2 separate regions of the Homo sapiens genome follow, and region 1 is linked to region 2. A link is a loop called in an ENCODE intact Hi-C map of the cell type or tissue named here. Cell type or tissue: PC-3. All regions are shown on one strand. Links, peaks and the distances in the headings refer to the core of each region. The heading gives the core; the rest is flanking DNA.

Evidence for each region. Hi-C counts contacts between places; a loop is a spot of excess contacts. Peaks named below come from ENCODE experiments on the same cell type or tissue, not always from the same donor. Only the 100,000 strongest peaks of a DNase experiment are listed, where the experiment ranks them.
Region 1: a loop joins it to region 2, with 2.2 times the contacts of the local background. A loop is called at or near these places in 1 of 110 quality-filtered maps.

What each region holds. Positions count from the first base shown.
Region 1 is chr15:36,773,060-36,783,284 of GRCh38, reverse strand. All of the region lies in intron 10 of CDIN1 (CDAN1 interacting nuclease 1), which reads right to left. Among named protein-coding and RNA genes, the nearest start is that of MIR8063, 190 kb to the left of the region's middle. In PC-3, for the core only: no CTCF peak of the experiment used is centred there; no DNase peak of the experiment used is centred there.
Region 2 is chr15:36,654,684-36,664,908 of GRCh38, reverse strand. CDIN1 (CDAN1 interacting nuclease 1) reads right to left here. Exons shown (of 11, transcript NM_001321759.2): 5 at 7,004-7,076. Among named protein-coding and RNA genes, the nearest start is that of CDIN1, 80 kb to the right of the region's middle. In PC-3, for the core only: no CTCF peak of the experiment used is centred there; a DNase peak (open chromatin) is centred at 6,378; H3K27ac peaks cover 688 bases.

The DNA of each region.
Region 1 (10,225 bases), core at 4,210-8,209, 120 kb before region 2:
CTGGTGTGCGGCTGGGACCGCCTTAATCATCTTTGTAAGCACAATGTACAATTTGTGGTCTGATTTCTAGCAAGAAAAGTGCACTTAATTTTGGCTCTCCCCACACTTAAACCTATTTTAGAAAATTAGAATTTAACCATAGCTTTACAGAGTCTTAAAAATAAAAACTGTATGCAGCTGCTGACAGGTCATTGATGTTGTAATACTCTGAGTACCCGAGGAGAGATTTTATAGTATTATCCCAATGAATGGCATAAAAGAGACTTGGATTTTAAAAATTCATCTCCACTTGTCAAACATTATTAGGAGAGGAGGGAAAAATGAAGATTTCTTGGGATGATCTGACACAATGGCATGTTTTTCCAGTCCACCATGTCTGGCTGGCAGAACTCTTTTCTTCTGTAGTGTAATAAACAATTGTTAGTACAATGCTACGTTTGGAACAAAGCAAGTTTTATCTTCTTTTTTAAGCCCTTGGCTCAAGACAACAGTCTTATAGGAAATGGCTATTGTGTTTAGTGTTATCTGATGATGAAACGTCATCTGACTAAAATATTTCTATAATAAATTATTTCATTCAATAAAGCCATCAATAGTTTGGTCAGCTTAAAAATGTAATTTGCATTATAATACATTCAGAAATCCCTCATGAAAACACCTTCTGTATGCATTAGTTCATATCTACACACACACAAGTGCGCTTGCTCGTAAGCTCTTTCTCTTTCTCTTGTGGTTTAAAAGAGTTGCTTGCAACTTGAACTTGTCATAAAAATTCAAAATCTGAAAATGCCATCACCATTTTGCAGCTTAGTATAGAATCATTTTAAAGCAGGAACAAAAATGCTAAATTATTAGTTAATTTAGAGAGTGATGATTTACTAGGAGTAAACTGGCAGTATTAAAATGCGGTTTTGCCTCATTTTCTTGTAAAATGTGAATGGCTGTGGCATCATCACATTTTTGATCATCTAATGGAATAAACCCCCACCTTTTGGGAGCAGCCACATCTCCTCCTTGTCGTTTGTTTTTGCCACATAACTTTGTTATAGTTGTGTTTACCATTTAACAATAATTTAGTTTATAAATTATGAGAAATGAGAATTACTTTTATTGGGGGAATTTTTCAATATTCATTAAGATAACTAGAGACACTCTTGAAAAGTCAAGGCTGCTAATTATCAGCTTCATGGAAAAAATACGAGGATCCTATTTCTTAATTAGTCTGTTTACAATCCATGGCTACTTCTGGGAGTGGAGTCCCTGTTGAAGGAAAAACTGTGTATACTGGCCAATATCCTTCTAATACAGACTTGAAATATTTTCCTCTAAGGAGAAAACCTTTTGAGGAAACAAAATGTCCCTCCTGCTTCTGAGATTGGTGAGGACAGGGGCTGGATCTATGTGTCTCTGTTCCTAGGGCCAAGCACAGGGCCTGACCCACCTTTGGGTGCCCAATAAATACTTGTGAATGAATGAAGAAGTGAGGGAGTAACTGAGATCATTGAGCTTATGATAATCCATAACTCTGGTCCAACAGACCAGTATTCCTAATCTCACTGCGGCATCATGGCTCCTGGCCTCTGTGCCATAGTCTTGAATTTCGTGCATGTACTCTAGCTTCTATCTGAACCTTTATGGGACTGAAAAGGATATCTGTGCTAAATCTCTTATTACTGTTTTATTTTCAAAAGAGCAAGAACATGTTTCAGTCATTTGGAAAGGAATGGACTCAAGATGCAGAATGGACACCTATTGTTTCTTTGGATGTGCATACCATGAATTAGTTAGTTCAATGTAGGAAAAGCACGGGAAAAAGAATCTGAAATCCCAGGCTCCAAGTGTGACCCTGACTGTAATTGGCTGTGTGACCTTGGATAAACTGCAGAGACTCTCAGGCCCTTTTTCCTCATCTGTAAATGAAAAGGCCGTAATCTCAGATAATGCCTAAGGTCTTGCTTAGCCCTAATATCTTTAAATTTTATTACTATTCTTATTTCTACAAGCAAATATGAGTACTAGAATGTGATTTTTTTAAGTAGTCTAAAAATGGCATAGCTGCCCTCTCAAAAAGAACAACTTGAACTCCCAGTTGTAACTTACATGTAAGCCCAATGTAACACATGCATTCATTAGATTATTCTTTTGTATTACCATCTATGGTGCTAAATTCCACATGTGAGGTACATGAGGAATTTGTTTATTTATCTTGTAATTATTTAACAATCTTTCCTGTCAAGCTAAATCTAGAGTTACATACTCATTGGTGATATCCTGGACTTTGGGGCGTCCTTGGACCTTTTGAAACGGTATGCAAAATGTTGCATATGTGGAAAGCTATGCAGGGAGAAAGTTCATAGGTATAATTAATATTGAATTCAAAATTTTAGAAACCTCAGCCTAAATCATGGTCTGTCATTTCTTGCTATGAAATGTCCTTGGAGTTGGACGTGTGTTGGATTCCTAGCTCGGCCACTTACTAGTTCTCTGACCTTGAGCAGGCCTCAGTGTTCTTATAAGTAAAATAGAAACAATAGTATCTACTCTATTGCACAGTTATTAGAATTAATAAGAGATACACATAGAATTAATAATTATAAAATCACTGGTCCAGAATCCATCTCATGACAAGTACTTAATATGCAACAAATACACTTTGCTTTTTGTTTTAGTAAATGAGGTTACCTAACTCTTCAAGGTTTTTCCACTGCAGATAGTCAAATCAACCTTTGGGAAAGATTCCTTTTCAAAAGCTTTCAAGAGAAGGTGGGGTGGAGGTGTGTGTCTAAATATGGTAGTCTATAAAGGAATCCACCTGCCTAATAGGATTCTATCTATACGAGTTAATTCAATTATAGTACAATGGATGGCAGCCATTGGTTAAAACATCAATTTAAAACAATTTAAAATGTTTGATAGTTTTGGTTTACACATGTCTTATTACAGGTAGGTTTCCTGACTCAGCTTGGTGAGCCAATGAGATTTTCTGATCCAAGCATTTATTGGCATAAAGGCATGAAGACTCAGTAAAAGGGCTGAGGTCCCTTCCAGTTCTGAGACTGCCATTCTCTTTTCCTGAATGAGGAACTGAAAAATCTGCTTTAAATGGCTCTGAAATCTACTTTAATATCTAAATAGTCTCAGGTCCCAAAAAGGCACTAGTGTTCCCAATATCTTTATACACCATACAACGGGTGCTTCAGTGCACAGGAAATTGAGACTCACTCTCCATTTGGAATCATTCTAAACGTAAATGACTATGGGAGTTCTAGATTGAAGAGAGAAAACTCATTTGAACTTTAGAAGAAGGGAGGGAGGGAAATGCCACTGCTACTCAGTATGACCACATCATAAACGAGACTGGCTACCACACCCCACTCAGAAAAGCAGTCTGTTTCATAGGACCATCTTCAGAAGACTATATTCACACTACTTGATGTACCAACTTAGTTGGGTGGTATCTTCAACTTTCAGAGCATCCTTCCTCTAAAAAACAAAACAAAAAATCTTTGGAAAAGAAACTGCAATTTTGTAGTCTCTGAGGCCCAGAGAAGTCTGGTAACCTGGTCAGCTAATAAGTGCAGGTGCTAAGATCTGAACTCAGGTCCAACAGACTCCAGAATTACTGATTCTTTCCGTCACCCATGTGGTTCCCAAAACACGAATGGAGAATGCCAAGCAGTTGCATAGGAATTGGCTGAGGAGCAAGATAGAACACATATTCCTAGATTTAGACACAATCTGAGTAAGGTGGTCTGGGGCAGGCTCAGGAATCTACATTTTGAACAGCTGTCTCCATTAAATCTGATATGCAGTCTGACTTGGGAACCACTGAAATCTGTCTTTGGGCTATAGTCTCCAGGAAAAGTTTTCTGTAGGGAGCGAGATTTGAACACCAAAGGAAAAAAATGAACTTAGGTGGAGGCTGGGTTGTGAGTTGATCTTTACTGAAGGAAGCTGCCATGTTTGTAAGAGAATAAGAAAACTGTGCGAGCTAGAGCAGAGGGTCTGTGAAGGAGGAGTAAGGCTGGAGGTGCATCTAAAAATTATATAGCGAATAGATTCATTGTTTAGGGAACTCTAATTGTTTGGTAGTGGTTTCCTTGAAGCCCCGTGTTGAGAAGGATTTTAATGCAGGGAGTGGTGGCATACAGCCACATAGCACACATGCCTAATTTAAATACAAAACTTTATTTTAAAATGACAACATATGGTGTATTTTGTAGTCCATCAAGACTGGCTTTGTGTAAATGAATATATGATTAAAAATAAGACAAATAGTAAAATTTAATTATCTCCCCCCAGTCTTACTCGGCTCCTACAATCCTGTTTTCAATTATAGCTTCATGACTTTTACCTGAATTCCTCAAGTGCAAATACTTTCTTTTACAATTTATTTCCATCATATCTTTAGTGCAATGCAGAAAAGGAATCTTAAATATTTATTTCAGCATTTTATATTTTTATTGGTTTTGTAAACCACTGAAATTGTAGGGTGTGCTTAGAGTGAGTTGATTCCATATGCAGTAAATCAACTGGAGGACAGACGACAGTGTACACCATTTACAAAGTGAATCACTATAGCTAAAAATACAACTTTCTCCCCTCCCACCCCTAAAACCTGCCAACATCCAAACAACTACAAAATTGCATGCTAGAGAGATGTGCACTATATGCCAAGATAAATACATACAAATTAAACTGGAAAACCTCAAGGTGTTATTGATTAATTCTAAGAAACATTTCAAAATCAAGTCATATAGAGACTATTTTCTGGGATAATTGCAAGGAGAGATGTAAAACAATTGCAGAGGATAGGAATGTGGAAGGGAGCCTTATTAAAATACTTTAGATTAAAGGCAAAACAGAAGAAAAAGTTTGTAGGTAGCAGAGGGTAAAATGATAAGTACCCATAAAAAGGAGTTTCAGATTTAATTAAATAGCACTAGGAACACAGACCCTCTACTTTCCTCCACTTTCTCGGGCTGCCTTCCAGGCTGATCCCATGTCACTCTCATCCTTTCCTGACGTGTGTCCTCCCAATCTGAGGCATCTGTGGGGGTCAGTAGCTTCAGGACTTCCTAACAGCAGTGCGTGAGAGGCAGAAAAGACCTGACGGTGACAAAGCCAACAACCCTAAAAACAGAGGTCTTATACTCAGTCTAAGCCAGGCCCGTGGTAACTTGGTATCTGATATTCAGGATTACATTCCTGAGCACGCTGAACATTGCATTCTCTTCACAAGGGGGAGAAACATCCTAAAATCAAGCAAGTGAAGACCCAGAAGGGATCACCCAAGCATTTCAGAGGCTACCAATTCCAGCAGAATTAACTAGGTCATCAGATATATCTTCCAATTGCCTTTGAAGACTTGAGATGCTGGGTACACAGGATCATGCCTATAATCCCAGCACTTTGGGAGGCCGAGGCGGGCAGATGGTTTGAGCCCAGGAGTTCGAGACCAGCCTGTGCAACATGGCAGAACCCCATCTCTACAAACAATACACAAATTAGCCAGGCATGGTGTTGCTCACCTGTAGTCTCAGCTAATTGGGAGGCTGAGGTGGGAGGATTGCTTGAGCCTGGGAGGCGGAGGTTGCAGTGAGACGAGACTGGGCCACTGCCCTAGTGAAAGAGTGACATCTTGTCTCAAAAAATAAAAATATAAATAGAAACCTTGAGATGCAAACTTGATGTCTAAAACAGAGTCTGGTGTACAGTAGGGGCTCAATAAATGTCTTCTGAATGTTGATTAGATGTCCAAATGGTTGACTGTGTGTGGCCTTGACAGCTAGAATGTTGGCAACCTTTAAATATAAAATAAGTTTCTGAAAAACAGGGAGAGGGAGGGAATGGACAATGGACCTTTTTTTTTTTTTTTCAGATCTAAAAACCAACAAAGCGTAACTCTAAAAGGGTTTGTCCAACATAAGGTGACCTGAAATGAGCAAGTGAGTTTGGTAGGGTGTGTGGGTGCAGAGATTTACTTAGAAACTGAGGAAATTATTAAAACAATTTAAGCTCAAGTATTTCTTTTTTTCTCCCGTCACTAATTAGCCACAACGTTGAAAACATTTTCATTCTATTCACACTCTGGGCTCAGTAAATATTGCTGATGGACCTATTAAATACACATCCAGTAAAGTAAGCACTATTAAAAAATGTGCCCATCAACAACCAAGATAATGGTAATCCCTACTGATAAGTATTTTTTTCCCCAGTAAATATCAAATTCAGACTAACCTTTAAAATTATATAACCTTAAGATCAGAAGTGTGGCATCAAAAATATTGGGACAAAAAGATGAAAACAGCGCTTCATGCAGCAGTTTTTGAAATTCAAAGTTTATGATATAATAGGAAATTTAAAAATTATTTCCAAATGAAAGCGAATTGGCAAAACAACCTCATGTTTTAGAAAACGTTCAAAATGGCTCTAAGATTTAGATTTCATTTAGGTAAGGAAAAAAAAGAGATCACTATGTTGGGCGACTGGCAACCACTTTTACTATAATTTAAATGAACTCATTTTATCTTTCTTTTACTCAGGGAAATAATTATTTCTACCAAAGCTCTTTGCTGCCTTTTCCTCCTTTAAACCTGCATTCTAGGCCAGGATCCTATAAATGTCACAGAAAATGAGTTTACATAACTGAACAAGCATACTGCAGAAACAATATAATGACAGAAAACACCATCCTTTTAGCACGAAGAATAATTTTATTTTGAAGGCTACAGCCTGTGCATGATTACCAAGAAGAATATTTTTTAGCTCTATGTGACTTGGCACTGGCATAGAACAAGGATTCTGATGCAGAACTGGGAAAGTAGAAAGTTAGTTTCAAGAGGCCAGGGAGTGTTCTCTCCACCTGATCAACACGGTAGGTGCTCAGTGAGGAACTAGAAGATAAATGAATGAAGAGAGTTCAGGTGTTCATTGGTGGTGAATTCAGACCATTCCCCATACCATGATTCTATCACCACCATGTATGTTCCCTGAATATTCTCTCCAATACAGATTTAGGAGGACACAGATGTCCCTGACATATCCTAAATCTGTGAGGTAAGACTGCCCAGCAGTGAAAGACTTGATCAAAGGCTCATCAGAAGAATGTGAATGGGTCGTACTTGAAAAACCTACTGTAAAACTGTATTATTCAATTTGTCTTGTTAAAAGTTTAGTCGTTACTTCCTAGAAAATTAAACCACATATTTGAAAAAATTAAGTGATGTTTCAAAGAAATATTTAAGCCAAATACTTGGGAGAATAAAAAGAAATCAAGTTTCTAAAAGCAGCTTGTTACTCCTTCCACAGATGGATTTTCATGATATATTAATCGATTACTAGAATAGTTCTAATCTACTAAATCTAAATGAATGAATACATACATACGTACATACATATATACAGTAAGTAAATCCAGGTAGAAACCAAAGAAAAATTCTAAGCTCTTAAGGAAAAAAATGAACATAATGTAAAATTACGAAGTAGGTTTCTATAAATATCGAAATATCATATTTATACATTTAGAAAACAGATAAAACGCTTGTCAGGGTATACATCTTGCATATTGTCCCTGTGTAAATCTGGTAATAGATGAAATTAGAAAAAGCTGCATGTTATACTTCATTGCTATTGGATCAAGACTTTGGCAGAGTAACATTCACCTTTTTGTTTTAAAATAAAGGTACATCAAGACTCTTGAGTTGAAAGGTTAAGTGTGCTCTCTGTGTAGTTGATAAATGTAGTCCTAATCTAATCAGGGCCTGTCATAGGCACTGCTGCCTGACCCAGGCTTCTGGTTTCCACACGGGTAAGATCTAACCAAGATGTAGACTCTAGGCCTCTGACCTCCTGGAGACCTTGTCCGTGCCAGCCGAGAATTCTGGTTAACAGCCGGGGAACTCATAGTTCAAATCAGGAACATGTGCACTTTGCTAATACAACACATGGCTTTGAAATTAAAATGCAACATGATCGAGTGCTTCGGGATATTTTAACAACTAGACGAGAGATTACAGCTAGATAAAACTGGGCTTTCAGGTCACTTTTGCTCATTCATGTTTCTTCCCGTTTCTTTGGACTAGACAAATTTAATTTCATTGTATTTCTTAAGAATTTGCTAGAAAAACAAAAGTTTGGTAAGTTATTTCATGGCTGATTGATCTCAGGGAAATGGGGATGTTGTAAGGTTTCTCTGCGACATGTGTCACCTATTAGATAGTTAGCTTTTTCTATTTCCAACTGAGCCAAACCAAATTAATTAGAAAGTGGTTTGAATTACAAGCTAAATACAATAAAAAGTAATAAAAACAGAAAATGACATTTATGTCATCAATAATATTCCTGAGGTAATTCAGCATTGATTTTTTTTCTTGCTTTCTATGATAAAGAGCTTTACAAGTTGTCAAGCTGACAGTTTAACCCCCACTTGCTACAGTCAACAACTGCAGGCGTCAAGAGCACAAATTTAATAATGCGACAGATTTATTTTCTTTTTGTATCTCACTTTGTTTCTCCTGGAGACCAGTCCTAGGAGTGTAAGATGGCCTGAATAACCTACTGTGCACCTGAGGAAGTCTACTAATCACACGGTCATATGTTTGACTTGTAAGAGTCAAATCTGCAACTGTTCTACCAACAAAACTCAAGTCAAAGCAGAATCAGATTCAGAAGAAAAAGAGGAAAACTACCAACAGCACATTGGGATTTTCTTTTTAAATAAGGAAAAAATGTGAATTATGATAACCTTTGCAAAGTCTTCCTACCCTTCAGAGAAAAACTTTTTTTTTTTTGCTAAATGAAAAGTTAAATTCTTGGTTCAATTTATTTTAGACTGTCCTAGGTCCGTGAAAATGAACGTTTTGAATTACTTTTAAAATTTTAGTATAGGAAAAACACATGGTACAGACGTCCCCTCCAAATAGCTCAACTTATCAATTGGGGGAAAAAAACAACCAGAGTAGGAATAGGTCGTGCTTATTTTGTTTAGATGAATTTCCAGTTTGTTAACCCTTGGAGAGTATTGGAGGAGGACTAGTGACCCTTCATCTAAGTTTAAATCCTGTCTCTAGTAACCTAAGGGGCTATGATTGTGTCTCCCCTCATGCATGCGCGCGCGCGCACACACACACACACACACACACACACACACCCCTGTCAGTTACTTGCCGGCAGGTGCCTGGGGGTGTGGGAAGGCGGCCCTAAACTCAGGTCCCTGAGAAGACTCTTCTCTGACTCCCAGTACTGCACAGTAGCCATCTGCAGAAACCACAAGAAATCTCTTCGCAGTTCAACTTCAGGAGGACATTCCATGCCAAACTATGCTTCTGGTGTGCAGGAAGTAGCTTTCAGAGGTGTCAAGGACTGGAGACATTTGCCAAGTGGCACAGATAACTCCTTGTCAGAGTTCTTAGCCTCAGAATAGCAGCTGACATTACAGGAGCACCTTTAAACACCCTGAAGGGTTTATCCCTAGCCTGACAAGTTGAAAGGTCTTTTCAGAAAATTCACTTCCTACCACTTTCCCAGTACCTCTCACCCAACCTACACTATAATAATATCTAGCCATATAGAGTCAGATACAGTTCTTTGAATGTGCCAGGTTCTTTAGCATTTCTATGCTTTGGTTTTTGTTTTTGTTTTGCTTTACTTGTTCTGCTTCTGCCTGGAATTATTTCATCCCATACTTTAAGGCTGAGTTGAGTGATCTTCTCTGGGTAGCCTTAGAATGCCTCAGCCATTTATGTCAGAATGAAAAGAGCCTGTACCCCAGATCTAGACCTGTGCTGTCCAATACAGTAGCCACTAGCCACGTGTAATATTAAAATCAAAATAAAAAATAACTAATACAATTACAATTTCAGTTTCTCAGTTATACTAGCCACATTTCCAGTGTTGAATGGCAATATAAGGCTAGTGATTATGGTATTAGACAGTACAGATATAAACCATTTCCATTATTGCAGAATGTTCTGTTGAACAGCACAGATCTAGAGAATAAGGGATGGATGTACTGCCCCATCCACCATGGGACCAATAGCCCTAGATCCTGAAAATCCCTCAGAGACAAGTGCCATTGGCAAGAGTGGAGAGAAATCTCAGTTTTCAGTCACTGTCTGAGCCCAGATCACTAGACCCATATAGCTATTAGGGTAAGAAAAACTGAACACCAAAGGCACACCTGGGATATTTTTTTCCTGAACCTCCCCCCACCCCCCACAAACAG
Region 2 (10,225 bases), core at 3,934-7,933:
TAAAAAGCACCCTCATGCAATGCATAAGGAAATAATATTTCCCTCTTAATAAATGTGTAACCAGGCTGGGCGCGGTGGCTCAGGCCTGTAATCCCAGCACTTTGGGAGGCCAAGGCGGGCGGATCACGAGGTCAGGAGATCGAGACCATCCTGGCTAACATGGTGAAACCCCGTCTCTATTAAAAACACAAAAAATTAGCCAAGCGTGGTGGTGGGCGCCTGTAATCCCAGCTACTTGGGAGGCTGAGGCAGGAGAATGGCGTGAACCCGGGAGGCAGAGCTTGCAGTGAGCTGAGAATGTGCCACTGCACTCCAGCCTGGCGACAGAGCGAGACTCCGTCTCAAAAAAAAAAAGTGTGATCAATAAACAGGAGGCTTGCGAACAGTTGGAAGCATTACCCTCTAGAATGAGCTAGAGAAGCTCAATGTATTCACTTCTCAATAAGGTATTCATTCTTGAAATATGTAGGTATACAAATGAAAATTTAATCATTAATAATTTTGTGGATTAAATAAACACTTGAATAATTAAGAATCAAATGAGGGTTCACATGTAGAATGCGGAGTGCTTCCTCCTATTTGAAATTGCTTGGAAAAACCATTCCGTTTATACATGATTCACAAATCTAAATATGGGGCTCTGAGAAAGAAGCCCACACTTCCACATTTATAAAACTCTTCTATAAACTGTGGTCTGGAACCTGAATTTCATAGCCTGAAGTGAATTCCATTTTTTCCCTTCTCTCATTCAAAGCAACTCTTATTCCTCTTAGCATGAGATACCCAACTTTTAAATCTCAGATGCATCCTGGGTTCCTTTTACTTCCTCACTACCAGTATCCAGTAAATTGCCATGTCTACAGACTTTATTTCCTTTATTACTTTCATTGTAAACCGTAGTTCAGACCTGAAGTTTGCTAAAGATAATGCAATAGCTTATTAGTTGGTCTTTCTCACTACACTCAGAATTACCTTACTTCAACACATTTTACAGTGTTGCTGGATCATCTTCAACCTTGGTTCTTAACTGCGGTCAACAACACATAGTTCTGTGTCATGATCTATTACAAAGTGAGCTGCAAGTTATTTATAACTAATACCAAATCTATTTAAAAGTACTTTTAAATAAATGAGAGTTGATTTAGCTATTTCTGTAATAGTACTCTCCTTCGGTTTTATTCCAATTTGCTTCCTTGAGTGGAAGAGAGGTGGTGGAGTTATAGGAAAGTGCTAGGAATTACACAAATCCTGGTTATCTCACAGTTCAGCACGATGATGGTGGAAGGGGAAGCAAACACATACTTCTTCACATGGTGGCAGGAAGGGGAAGTGCCGAGCAAAAAGGAAGAGCCCGTATAAAACCATCAGATCTTGTGAGAACTCACTCACTATTACAAGAACAAAAGCATGGGGGTAACCGCCCCCCATGATTCAATTACCTCCTACTGGGTCCCTTCCACAACACGTGGGGATTACGGGGAACTACAAGATGAGATTTGGTGGAGATACAGCCACACCATTTCAGATATCTTCCGTATCTGTCTTGTTGAAAAGCACTGTCATAAAAAACTAAATAAAAGCTCTCATCAAGTCACTCTGCTATTCAGAACCAACAGTGGCTTCCCATTCCCTGTTAATTTAAATATAAATACCTAGGTCTGGATTTCAGTATCTTCCATCATATAACCCCATCTGAATTTGTCCAACTTTAATTCCCACTAAGATTGTACATACAAACTTTCTTTGTTCATAGAGTTCTCTGTCTTAAATTGTCTTCTCTTGAAGCCTCAATCCATGAGGCTTCCTCTAATTCTACAAACTAGAACACATCTCTTCTTTGATTCCTTTCAAAGAGATGTTTTTACCTCTAAAGGCACAGACAGGATCATAAGTTGGGCATCCCAAATTCAAAAATCTGAAATCTGAAATGCTCCATAAACGTTTTGAGCATTTCAAAGGAAATGCTCATTGGAGCATTTTGGATTTTGGATTTTGGATGCTCATCCAGTAAGTATAATGAAAATATTTCAAATCCAAAAAAAAAAAAAAAAAAACTAAAATCTGAAACACTTCTGGTCCCAGACATTTCAGATAAGGGATACTCGATTTGTGTTACGTACACACATGATACATTCCACTAAACTATGAGTTCTTTGATGAGTTTTATCCTTTCTTCCATCCACTGTAGCACCTAACATAGTGCCTGGAATATAGTTAGGATTCAAATAGCTCTTGACAATCTGCAGAGGAATGAAGAACATGAATTCCAAAGGAATTAATATCCTCTTATTGTTAGAAAGGGACCACTCAAAGTCTAATCAGATCTAAACACCTACTGGATGCCTTCTCATACTTTCTTCTATTAAACTCAGGTTTTGAAGATGATTGTACCATCTTTTGATGGCCTAGCATACTGAAACTCAGGTTTTGAAGATGATTGTACCATCTTTTGATGGCCTAGCATACTGGCAAAAGGTATAAACCAGTTTGTTTGAAAACTAAAATTAAGCTCATTCAAAAAGTAAGAACAAAATTTAGTAATCCCATCAGGGAAATCATAATCCCATTCTGGTGTGTGTGTGGAGGCAGGGATTATACACATTATGTTGAAAAGCACATTCCCTTAAGAAAATAAAGAGGAACTCTACAAAACATTCATCTTTACGGCAAATTACATTCAACTGTATGGCTCAGTTTCAAATGATGTGACTATTAACCTCGGTCTATCCCAAAGCCAGAAAGATTAAACAGCAACATGAAAGAAAGCAAAGGTAAGCTGTATAAAATCTCCAGGACATAAGCAAAAACATCAGTTTATAATGAGGATTGAGGTATTTTCTCAATGGTTCTTCAGAAATTTTAATCTGCCTTATATTCAGACTCAGTAGCAGTAAACATGGTCGATTTACAATTTTATTATAATGTCAACCTCCCTATTAATAATAGTGTTCACCTTATAAGTTATAGAGGATTGATTTTCATAAAAGGACTGAACATTTAGACAATTTTATCCTGTTTAAGGATATTTCCATTATCATGTCTACTCATAAAATTTTCATTAACAGTTTTCTATACTTAGAGTTTTCATTAACAGAGATTTTCTATAATGCTCCTAGTAGAAAGTCACCATTATTAGTGTGAAACTTACTCATTTACTCATCACTCACTCACACATTTAACATTTGAAAGTTAATAGGGAGCAGGACCTGTGCTAAAATCAGGGAGCATTGAACAATAACAAAAAAACAGGTAAAATCACTAGCATTCTTGTAAAAGTTAAGATGGAAAGGTGATCCCAGGGGTAGACTATAAAACATGGGAGTAAAATTTAGCCTTCCTTAAGCAACTCAGTCTGTAACTGGTCAGCACTTTCCAATTATACTCTCAATGCAATTAGAAAACACGGTATAAAACAGAAAAATATGTATTTTGATACTTTGACACTTAAATGATTTGTTAAAAATATAACGACTGACTTTAAAAAAAAAACACATCCAAACAGAGTCTCCCTATTACTTATTATTAATCATAATGTTGTTGGTAATATCCTCTGCTAGGAAGAAAGGCTACTGAGTGGGGTAGGGTTCAATCACTTGGATTGATGGCATGATGAGTGAAGAGCTCTTTATCTCCTGCTTTTACCCAGGTCTGTGATGTGACAGGAAAACCTGCAATGCTAGTCTAAAAGCATTTCCCCAACAATTATTCTAACTGCTACTTTATTCAGTGTAATGCAATAAAAAGAGTTGTTGACAAGGAGCTGGAAGCCTTGAGTGTGAGCACCAGCACTGCCATCCACTTCACACCCTTTGCTACCACTCCATTTACAACTCACCTGTACACTGGCCTCACATGCTCCACCCACCTCCCTGGGTGATTCCGAGGCCACAGAAAACCAGAGATGCTATTCTCTCCCAGAACAGCCTCACTTCAGATTTCATGAGGAAGAGAAAATGGCACAACATGGATAAACTTCCTCATGTCTAATTTGGGAGGAAGAAAAATAATTCAATTGAACAGATAAAACTTGGAATCTGGGTTCTAGGACCAGCTTTATGTAGTAATAATCATAGGATGATGGCCAAGGCACTTATACTCAGTCCCTGCAGAGCTCAACTCAAAATACGTATCCTATCAGTACACTAGTTTTGTTGTGAGGCTAAGCAACAGTACAACACAAAAGTAGTCTAAAAGGCTATAGAACATTATTTAATCAGGGGCAATAACAAAATGTGTACAACAAAATTGTTTGTCATCACAAGAGCCACTCAGGTTTCTTTTTAACTACTGAGACACTAGACAGAATGTATATATCATACCCTAAAAATTATCGCGTGAGAAACCCAACAGTACTCCTTAAAGTGGATATTCCTAAAGTATATGTTATCAAAATTACATGGCTTATATGTCCCATGCTATTAGCTATACCTTTTTACAGAAGTAAAAACAATTTAAAACTGAGCATTGATCTAATGAAAGTAATAGTAAATACACAGTACAATCCACCCCCAAAAGAATAGGATTTTTTTGCCTGATTTCTAGTTTTAAGAGGAAAAAATTAAAAATACAAGCCAAGACTGAGACTTGCAGCTCATTAAAGCTGAGGTGATTTCCCCTATATAGAATTCTATTGATCTCCATAGTCCACACTAGACAAAAAGTGTGGTCAGGGAAGGGGGTGATGGATGCCTCTGCCAATAGCACTGAACAAACCTGTTAGCTAATTGCTACCAAAGACAATTATCCCCGCATTGTTTCATAATGGAAACACATTACAAAACTCTAATATACACACAGGGAAATTTGATGATTTGACTGCGGAGCCATGTGCATTGAATTTCATTGCCAAAGGCCAGCCAGGCCCATGCTCTGAAGGGGAAGAAAGTGTCAGAATATAAGCCACAGTAACTTAAAGTTCTTTAAGAAAAAAAAAAAAAAAAAAGAAAAGGAAGGAAAAAGAGAGAATGAAAAAGACGAAGAAAAGAAAGGAAGATAACCTAGCACCATCAGCAAATTAATTGACTTCTATAACCTGGCATTAATTTTAACATTTTCTGTCACTTTTTGAAATGATAAACCCTCAATTATGGTTTGTCATATAATCATAAAAGATTTTTGAAACCATTTTCTGTCCAGAGAAATATTTTAATACAGCATTTTTGACTGGCAGTCAGCCTACTGGCAAATAGGGAGTTAAAATGGTGCCTTCACAATAGCCTAGTATGATGATTAAAAATAACATCAAATATCTGTCATGATTTTACTCAGGAAAAAAAAAAAAAAACAAAACCTGACTCTGTAACAACTCACAGTGAAACAACCATTAACCCAACCAATTATAAAAGAAAAAGCTTCAAAATACTGTTATTTGATTATACATAATCATAGTGTAATTCAAGCATACAATATTTACATTCGCCTCCTTTCCAAGCAGCCACATTCTTGAAATACCCTTTCCTTGGTATGTTTCTAAATATGCTCATGTCCTTCTCCAGTGTATTCATGCAAGACATTTAATCCTAGCATTGGAATTATAGGATTCTGATATACAGTACACATCAAAATTATATTCAGTACTATTTAACTCTGCTGTATAAAATGGTACAAAATAAAAAGAAAAATGTACTGAAGATGTGCCAGTGTTATAAAGATAAATTAATGGCTACAAAATTTATGATCAACCTATTAACTTCATAATTCACAAGTCAATGAATTCTGTTTTACTGTGTTTGATACTGCTCTATATAGGCCAGTCTACCTGCTTCAGACTATGCTGACTACTATTTTGACAAGACCTGGATAGCAGTAGGTCCAAAGCAATCAGAAGGTTGACTTTGACAAATGGCGGTGCTGCTGCGAAGTTGAAAATAACACACATCCACTTTAATCTCTTTCTTGATTAAATCGAAACCATACCATTCTGACATCATGTGATTTGCTCATGAAGCATCACTGCAGGTTACTTTGGAGGCTACATCTATTGAAATGATATTGAATTTTTAGGGGAAGTACTTAATTCATTCAAATGAAACCTTCACAAGGTAACTGGGCCACCAGTCACTGGTAACTGCAGATTCAAAGAAAATCAAAGGGAAAAAATCCCTGACAAAATATAAAAAAATAAAAATCCAACATGTACTACTGAATGATGTTTTAGCAGGTATTATCTTCTACTTTCAAAGAGGGAAGATTATGTGCATAAAGCATATTCCAAAGCTTTTTACCTATTCTACCACAGCTGAGCTCCAAAGGTAAACATTATACTAGGTAATAAAAATGCAGAAGATGAAATTGTCTTTTTTACATGAGACTAGGCAAATATTTATGGGGCAGTTGACAAACTCCTGCCTAGTAAAAGAGCCAGCACTGAGAGCAATTATCCTGATATTCATGACTCACTTTGAATATCACATTGAATATTACTCATAAATCTTTTACGAGCACATCCCCAGAGCTCACTTAACAGCCGGTTTTAATCATGCAGTTGACACAGAGAAAATAACAAAATGTATTTTTTCAGTGGCAAATTAATTTAGGCTTGAACCTCCTTCTGTAGCTCTATTCTTTTCTTTTTTTCTTTTTTATTTTCTTGTAGGAAGACCAGTGGAATTCACCTTTGCATTTGGAAGTAGTATTTCTCCGGTCTTGCTGAATTAAAATAAAAAGGATGAATGTTTCTTTTAGAGCCAGTTCCTGACAATGGTTTTTCAAATGATGTATCTTATTCTATATACGAAGATGAATCAATTTTTTAGTTTGATACACATTGTCTATTTAGCTCAATGGAGAGGTTGAGTGTGGAATTTAGACAAAGAAGAGAGCATTATTCTGAAGAGTATTTAAGTTGTGGGTGGTCTTTTATATTGCATTTAATTGTCATTAACTGTTCATGATAGCTGTTTTGGAATCTGGCTCTCATTAAGTGACTTGAAATGCTGTGTAAATTATTTTTAAATTGGGGAAGGGAGTAAAAGAGTACCATTAGGAAAAAAGGGTAACTCACGTGGAGTTTCCTCGTGTTCCTGTAGAAACCTCTCCAGTATAAGCCGAGCCATTAATGAGGGCGCATAGTCCACCTTTATAAAACAGAAGTAGAAAATTAAAACTATCAAGTTGTGCGAGCAGTGGATACTCCAGTATTTTGTCAACACTGAAGAATAAGTCAATTTTAATCAACCATAGCAAGCATCATTCATTAAAATCTTTCCCACCCTTGGTGGCTTCCATTATAATAAAATTATAACAAGTATGGTTTGGGCTGTTGAAAAGAATAAATGGGTCAAATTTATTGAATATAACATTGGAGCAAAAAGGATGGAACAACTTAGAAAAAGCATTCGTCTAAAACAGTGAAATAGGCTTTTTTCATCTCTCCTCAATTTTTTCTGTTGGTAGGCCAATATAATTTTTTATTCAAGCCATGCTTCTTTCTATGCAACTGTCTATATTTATACTGTTCTGAATGCAATTTCAAATAATAAGCCCTTTTTGTTATTTAGTGACAGTTTTCAAAAACAGAGTCAAATGTCCTTATATGACAAATCCAAATAAGGATTTTACTGATTTTATCTTTAAAGACAACTGAAATTTTGGTATAAATTCCTTACATTTAAAATATTTTATTTGATAAAAGACAACTACATTGCAGAGATGTTAATAATAAATTACAACAATATAATATCTGCAACATAAGATCACCGTCCTTATCTGAAACACTACTTACCAATTTAATTAATACAGATCCCAGGGTGGTAACTTTTTAAAATAAAGAACCAGTCAGAAAACAAAGGATATTCAGTCCGACAGTCATTTTAATTAATAAAAAATGTATCTACTATTTTGTAAAGATATTGTCTTCTTTGGGGTTCTTAAATCTTTTATTAACCATTTACTTAATTTCACCAAAAAATAGGAACACACATTTTTAAGAACAATAATGCTTCCCTAAAACGAGTCTTTTTATCTTAGGTGGAAGACAGCAAACATTCCTCATATATTATCACCATGAATTTTTCCTGACAGGTTTTCAAGTCCCGTATTCATACCAAAATTTTATCTTGATTTAGTAACTAGACAAAAAGGCTGGCTTCATTTGTATGAACAGTTTTTTCAAATACGTATGTACTTGGATGCCCTTAAATTCCCCAAGTAGAAAGAAATGCTTTCCACGAAGCTGCTTATTCCTAGTAACCCACATCAGAGCTGACACATGAAAAATGGTGAAATTACTGAAGGTAGTCCAGCCTGAATAAGGACTACCTTATTAGTTCAGGTACTTGCATCTCCCTAATTTTCATATTAATCATGTGTCCATCTTTCTCTGAAATAGGGCCATCATGCTTCATGTCAGAATTTAGCATGTAAATAAAATGCATAGTGCTTCAAATCTCACTTGAAAATATTTGTGTGGAGAGAACAGAATGACTGATCTTATTATCACTAACGAAGTGTGAATTGCTAAAATGTTCAATTTTAGACTTGAAACTGGAAAAGTAGTATGAAGACATTTATAAAATCAATGATGACCACATACAGCCCTTAGCCCCCCAAAAAGATAATAAAAATACAATGCTCTTGTCTAAGAGAGTTGCTGCACCCTGTAATGTACCAATGCTATATATTTCTCATCAATTTTTATAGTTTCCCCTGATTAAATAAATATCAGCTCATAAAGTATTACCATCACATCAATTGTCACCAGATGCAAGTGTATGTTATCTAAGTATTACCTATCTGGAAAAAATGGCACCTTGGTTGTTTAGAAGCTATAATATGGTACCAGCCATTCCTAAATTTCCCTAATGCATTATCAATTTCATAGAAAAGTGCTATTCTTTCTGTACTAGTCTGTAGCCAAAACGGAGGAAAAGTCTTTAAACAACTACGTTTTCTCTTGGCTAAATACTGCTATATATTCATGGTAAATAAAAGGTTTATTGATGTAGGAGAAAATGTGTTGGTAGGTTAAATTTTTCCATATTACTAGAAGACTGAAACTGAGGTCAGCTAAATATTTAATGGATATAGAACTATCCATTAAAAATTCAAATGAATATAAATTGCTATGATATAAAACTTATATAATCAACATCATCATCTATATAGATGGGTACCATATTTGCATCACATTCTTTCTAGATGCTGTGTCTGGAATGCTGCTAGCTTATTCTTCTTTTTCATAAAAGACAATCACTAAATTCCTAGTTAAAGCTCAGATACCTCAAGTTACTAATAGCATAAACTTGTAACAAACAAGTCTAGATACATTTAAAAACCAGCCTGCTGGCCGGGCGTGGTGGCTCACGCCTGTAATCCAAGCACTTTGGGAGGCCAAAGCAGGTGGACCACAAGGTCAGGAGATCAAGACCATCCTGGCCAACATGATGAAACCCCGTCTCTGCTAAAAATACAAAAATTAGCTGGGCATGGTGGCACAGGCCTGTGGTCCCAGCAACTCAGGAGGCTGAAGCAGGAGAATCTCTTGAACCCGGGAGGCAGAGGTTGCAATGAGCTAAGATCACGCCACTGCACTCCAGCCTGGCAACAGAGTGAGACTCTGTCTCAAAAAAAGAAAAAAAAAAAGCAAAAAAAAAAAAGCACTCTGCTCTAGAAATGGAAAAAACAAAAAAAGAATAAAATACTTGTTTTCCTAGGAGGCGCACAGAAATTCATTCTATATGTTAACTATCCTATCTGATTGTGTAGACATTGCTTAGACTATTAAAACCATCTAGTAACTGATAGGTAATTGCTCATTTGTTGACTGCAGCAGTGTATAGCAGCAGACAGAAGCTGTGAGGGAAGCCATCCTTCCTTGCTAATATAACATGTAGAACTTGCTGCTACTGCAACACTTAATGCTCACAGTACCGAGTCATCTTTAATGCAAACACACATTTTCTGCCTTGCTTCTATGTTTTCCATTATAATGCAACGCAAAAACAGTGTACATTTCATTCCATCCCTACGAGGTTTGCATAAGCAGTTCCAAGTCAGACTAAATATTGTATTGCTCTTATTACAGTGGATAAATATTTTAAAGTTTAGGAATTAAATATTTTATTTTTTTGGTATGCTCTCTGCAACTATTATGAACTTTTCACAGCTTCTTCATTCATGGGAAATCTGTAGGGTTTCCCTTTTTAAATGTAAGGCTGTTATTTGTTTCCCCAAACAGAAGCAGATCAGAGTTAACGAATAAGTTCAATAAATCACTTCTTACTTG